2 separate regions of the Homo sapiens genome follow, and region 2 is linked to region 1. A link is an interaction called in ENCODE POLR2A ChIA-PET data of the cell type or tissue named here. Cell type or tissue: Panc1. All regions are shown on one strand. Each heading gives the region's core, and the rest is flanking DNA. Links, peaks and the distances in the headings are about the cores only. Region 1 overlaps LOC105372452 (a long non-coding RNA gene). Region 2 has its middle 3.1 kb from the start of ZNF468.

Region 1 (2,926 bases), core at 188-2,687:
TTACCTCAGGGAATGCTTAATAGTCCAACTATTTGTCAGACTTTCGTAGGTCAAGCTCTTCAACCAGTTAGAGATAAGTTTTCAGACTGTTATATCATTCATTATGTTGATGATATTTTGTGTGCTGCAGAAACAAGAGACAAATTAACTGACTGTTACACATTTCTGCAAGCAGAGGTTGCCAACGCAAGACTGGCAATAGCATCTGATAAGATTCAAACCTCTACTCCTTTTCATTATTTAGAGATGCAGATAGAAAATAGAAAAATTAAGCCACAAAAAGTAGAAATAAGAAAAGACACATTAAAAACATTAAATGACTTTCAAAACTTGCTAGGAGATATTAATTACATTCAGCCAACTCTAGGCATTCCTACTTATGCCATGTCAAATTTGTTCTCTATCTTAAGAGGGGACCCAGACTTAAATAGTAAAAGAATATTAACCCCAGAGGCAACAAAAAAAATTAAGTTAGTAAAAGAAAAAAATCAGTCAGCACAAAGGTCCCTTAACCCCACTCCAACTTTTGATTTTTGCTACTGCACATTCTCCAACAGACATCATTGTTCAAAATACTGATCTTGTGGAGTGGTCATTCCTTCCTCACAGTACAATTAAGACTTTTACATTGTTCTTGGATCAAATAGCTACATTAATTGGTCAGGCAAGATTACAAATAATAAAATTGTGTGAAAATGACGCAGACAAAATAGTTGTTCCTTTAAACAAGGAACAGGTTAGACAAGCCTTTATCAATTCTGATGCATGGCAGATTGGTCTTACTAATTTTGTGGGAATTATTGATAATCATTACCCAAAAACAAAAATCTTCCAGTTTTTAAAATTGACTACTTGGATTTTACCTAAAATTACCAGACATAAACCTTTGGAAAATGCTCTGACAGTGTTTACTGATGCTTCCAGCAATAGAAAAGCAGCTTACACAGGGCCAAAACAGCGAGTCATCAAAACTCAATATCAATCGGCTCAAAGAGCAGAGTTGGTTGCAGTCATTACAGTGTTATAAGACTTTGATCAACCTATTAATATTGTATCAGATTCTGCATATGTAGCGCAGGCTACAAGGGATGTTGAGACAGCTCTAATTAAATATAGCATAGATGATCAGTTAAACGAGCTGTTCAGTTTATTACAACAAACTGAAAAAAAAATTTCCCATTTCATATTACTCATATTTTAGCACACACTAATTTACCAGGGCCTTTAGCTAAAGCAAATGAACAAGCTGACTTACTGGTACCATCTGCATTCATAAAAGCACAAGAACTTCATGCTTTGACTCATGTAAATGCAGCAGGATTAAAAAACAAATTTGATGTCACATGAAAACAGGCAAAAGATATTGTACAACATTGCACCCAGTGTCAAGTCCTACACCTGCCCACTCAAGAGGCAGGAGTTAATCCCAGAAGTCTATGTCCTAATGCATTATGGCAAATAGATGTCACACATGTACCTTCATTTAAAAGATTATGATGTGTCCGTGTAACAGTTGGTACTTATTCACATTTCATGTGGGCAACTTGCCAGACAGGAGAAAGTACTTCCCATGTGAAAAAACATTTATTATCTTGTTTTGCTGTCATGGGAGTTCCAGAAAAAAATCAAAACTGACAATGCACCTGGATACTATAGTAAAGCTTTCCAAAAATTCTGAAATCAGTAGAAAATTACACACAAAACAGGAATTCCCTATAATTCCCAAGGACAGGCCATAGTTAAAAAAACTAATAGAACACTCAAAACTCAGTTAAAGAGAAGGGGGAGACAGTAAGGAGTGTACCACTCCTCAGATGCAACTTAATCTAGCACTCTATACTTTAAATGTTTTAAACACTTATAGAAATCAGACTACTACCTCTGCAAAACAACATCTTACTGGTAAAAAGAACAGCCTACGTGAAGGAAAACTGATTTGATAAAAAGACAACAACAATAAGACATGAGAAATAGGGAAGGTGGTAACGTGGGGGAGAGGTTTTGCTTGTGTTTCACCAGGAGAAAATCAGCTTCCTGTTTAGATACCCACTAGACATTTAAAGTTCTACAATGAACCCATTAGAGATGCAAACAAACAAAAAAAAAAGCGCCTCCACAGAGACGGAAACACCGCAATCGAGCACCATTGACTCACAAGATAAACAAAATGGTGATGTCAAAAAAACAGATGAAGTTGCCATCCACCACGAAGGCGGAGCTGCCAACTTGGGCACAATTTAAAAGCTGACACAGTTAGCTTAAAAAAGCCTAGAGAACACAAAGGTGACACAAACTCCAGAGAACACGCTGCTTGCAGCTTTGATGATTGTATCAACGGTGGTAAGTCTCCCCACGCCTGCAGGAGCAGCTGCAGCTAATTATACCTACTGGGCCTATGTGCCTTTCCCGCCCTTAATTCGGGCAGTCTCATGGATGGATAATCCTATTGAAGTATACGTTAATAATAGTGTATGGGTACCTGGCCCCACAGATGATCGTTGCCCTGCCAAACCTGAGGAAGAAGGAATGATGATAAATATTTCCACTGGGTATCATTATCCTCCTATTTGCCTCGGGAGAGCACCAGGATGTTTAATGCCTGCAGTCAAAAATTGGTTGGTAGAAGTACCTACTGTCGGTACCACCAGTAGATTCACTAATCACGCGGTAAGTGGAATGTCACTCAGGCCACAGGTAAATTATTTACAAGACTTTTCTTATCAAAGATCATTAAAATTTAGGCCTAAAGGAAAGCCTTACCCCCAAAAAATCCCAAAGGATCAAAAGACACAAAAGTTTTAGTTTGGGAAGAATGTGTGGCCAATAGTGCGGTGATATTACAAAATGATAAATTCGGAACTATTATAGATTGGGCACCTCGAGGTCAATTCTACCACAATTGCACAGGACAAACTCAGTCATGTCC
Region 2 (2,926 bases), core at 112-2,611, 110 kb before region 1:
CTGTTGCAAATCATTGGAGAATCCGTAATGAAGAGAGATCTTACAAGTGTTAATAAATGTGGCAAAGTTTTCAGACATCGTTCATAACTTGCAGTTCATCAGCGAACTCATACTGGAGAGAAACCTTACAAATGTCATGATTGAGGCAAGGTCTTCAGTCAAGCTTCATCCTAGGCAAAACATAGGAGAATTCATACAGGAGAGAAACCTCACAGGTGTGATAATTATGGCAAAGTCTTTACTTCACGTTCACAAGTCATTAGGCATCAGAGAATCCCTACTGGACAGAAATCTTACAAATGTCATAAGTGTGACAAGGTTTCAGTCTGAGGTCACTCCTTGCAGAACATCAGAAAATTCATTTTTGAGATAATTGATGCACAGGCAATGAGTATAGCAAACCATCAAGCATTAATTGTCATTAGAGTCAATTCAGCATTGACTTGAGTTTGAGTTGATTTAACATTGAGTTCAAGCATTAATTGATGTTAAAGTGTTTATGTTAAGAGGATTGGGCCAGGCACGGTGGCTCATGCCTGTAATCCCAGCACTTTGGGAGGCCAAGGCAGTTAGATCCCTTGAGGTCAGGAGTTTGAGATCAGCCTGGCCAACAGACGTGTGCCACTTTTCCCAGCCAGTTTTTTGTTTCTTTAACACAATCTGATAGGGATTTTTATGGGTACCGTGTTGAATCTAAATCACATTAGGTTATATAATCATTTAGCAATATTAATTTTTCCAATCCATCAATATGGGTTCTATCTCTATTTATATATGTTTTTAATCATTTTGATCAGTGTTTGTGGATTTCAAGGTACAAACGTCTCACCTCTTTACATTTATTCCTTAGTATTTCTTACTTAAATTTCTCTAGCAAATGGAACGGTTTTCTTAATTTTCTTTTAAAATTGTTTATTGTTAATGTATGGAAATTCAACTAATTTTTGCTGCTGATATTGTATTCTGCAAATCCACTGAATGTGTTTATTAGTTCCAGTAGTATTTTGGTTGACTCTTTGGATTTTTTCCACAGAAGATCATGTCATCTACAAACAAATACAATTTTATTTCTTTCTTTCTGATTTGGATGAGTTTTCGTTTTTGTTTTGTTTGTTTGTTTGTTTGTTTGTTTTTGACGGAATCTCACTCTGTCGCCCAGACTAAAGTGCAGTGACATGGTGTCAGTGCATTACAAAAGAGTGGTGTCTCCATAATTGTGCTTAGAACGCTGTGGTGCATGAGTGGAAAAACTGTTAAACAGGATCCTAGGAGAGCTAGAATGACAAAGTTTTAGTCTACTAAAACTAGCAAGACGTAGTCCTTACTGCTCACGCATGAGTCATGATCTTAAGATGTTTACAGTTAAGGAAAGCAGCTTAATAGTACCTGCAAGAACAAACTCCTACAGAAAAACAATGTCCAGATGACTCAATATCCCATGACAATCTATGCTTCTAAAATAATTACAGTCATGCTTTCAAGTACTTGCACACTAAAATACCAAGAATAGCTTTTTTTTCTTTTTCTTTTTTTTTTTTTGATGCCGTTTCACTCTTGTCATCCAGGCTGGAGTGCAATGGCACAATCTTGGCTCACTGCAACCCCCGCCTCCCAAGTTCAAGCGATTCTACTTCCTCAGCATCCTGAGGAGCTAGGATTACAGACATGTGCCCCCAGGCCTGGCTAATTGTTGCATTTTCAGTAAAGACTGGCTTTCACCATGTTGTCCAGACTGGTCTGGAACTCCTTACCTCAGGTGATCCCCCTGGTACAGCCTTTCAAATTGCTAGTATTGCAGGAGTGAGCCACCGGGACCGCCTAAGGATAGCTTTAAATCAACAAAATAATAAGTTTTGTTAGACTGTCAGCAGACCGGCAGGTAGACATATCTTAGTTTTTACCTAGGCGCCTATGTAAGAAAAACAGGCCAGGTGCAGTGGCTCACGCCTGTAATCCCAGCACTTTGGGAGGCCGAGGCGGGAGCATCACAAGGTCAGGAGATCGAGACCATCCTGGCTAACACGGTGAAACCCCGTCTCTACTAAAAATTCCAAAAATTAGCCGGGCGTGGTGGCGGGCGCCTGTAGTCCCAGCTACTCTGGAGGCTGAGGCAGGAGAATGGCGTGAACCCGGGAGGCGGAGCTTGCAGTGAGCGGATATTGCGCCACTGCATTCCAGCCTGGGTGACAGAGCGATACACCGTCTCAAAAAAAAAAAAAAAAGAAAGAAAAACTTAAAGAGGAGGCATTTCCTTTGTTTATGAGGACACCCTACTTTGTAACTGGTAGCGTGTAGTGCAATAAAATTTAGTTTCCTAATATCAATTTAAAAAAAAACAGTTTACCTGTAAGTAGGAAGACTACCCAGCCCCAGAGATAAGACCTTTTGGCATCATTGTCCCTTCTTACGGAGTGATAAAGTAACCTTCCTTGAAGTGTATCAATCCATCACCAGTCAAGCTGCCGCAGCCTATGCACTGGTCTTGAATGGAAAATGTGTTGATTCTGCTAAAGCTTCTCTGTCTTTCCCTGTGTGTGAAACCTTAACATCTCTACATGGGAACACGGGCCCCCTTCATTTGGAGTTGATGTTTCCAGATGGCTATCCTCAAACTTTGTGTTCCAATAAACTCTATAATTAATCGTGTATTCTGAATTTTATTATTTACTGCTGACGTCAGTTTCCGTCAGATTGTAGGAGCCTCACTAGAGAGGGCACCTGTCGCCATGTCGTAAAACTCACACTTGTCAAAAAGACGTGGGTTAATGTATTTCCCCTCCTTCTGCATGAAGCTAGTTAGCTGACACAGATGGTCACCTCCATTACCAAGTAGAGCCAGGATGAACTATGTGCGACCAAAGACTTGTCAAGTCCTCTTCCCTGAGGACTGATTAGTGTTTATCTTGAAAACATGTACTTAATGGGT

What was found. Peaks named below come from ENCODE experiments on the same cell type or tissue, not always from the same donor. Only the 100,000 strongest peaks of a DNase experiment are listed, where the experiment ranks them.
Region 2: POLR2A ChIA-PET joins it to region 1 with 6 read pairs; 2 of 35 experiments call an interaction of 5 or more read pairs at or near these places.

The regions. Positions count from the first base shown.
Region 1 is chr19:52,745,374-52,748,299 of GRCh38, reverse strand. The region is part of intron 1 of LOC105372452 (a long non-coding RNA gene); the gene reads right to left. Among named protein-coding and RNA genes, the nearest start is that of ZNF611, 12 kb to the right of the region's middle. In Panc1, for the core only: no CTCF peak of the experiment used is centred there; no DNase peak of the experiment used is centred there.
Region 2 is chr19:52,859,211-52,862,136 of GRCh38, reverse strand. It overlaps a transcript of ZNF320 not described here. Among named protein-coding and RNA genes, the nearest start is that of ZNF468, 3.1 kb to the right of the region's middle. In Panc1, for the core only: no CTCF peak of the experiment used is centred there; a DNase peak (open chromatin) is centred at 1,376.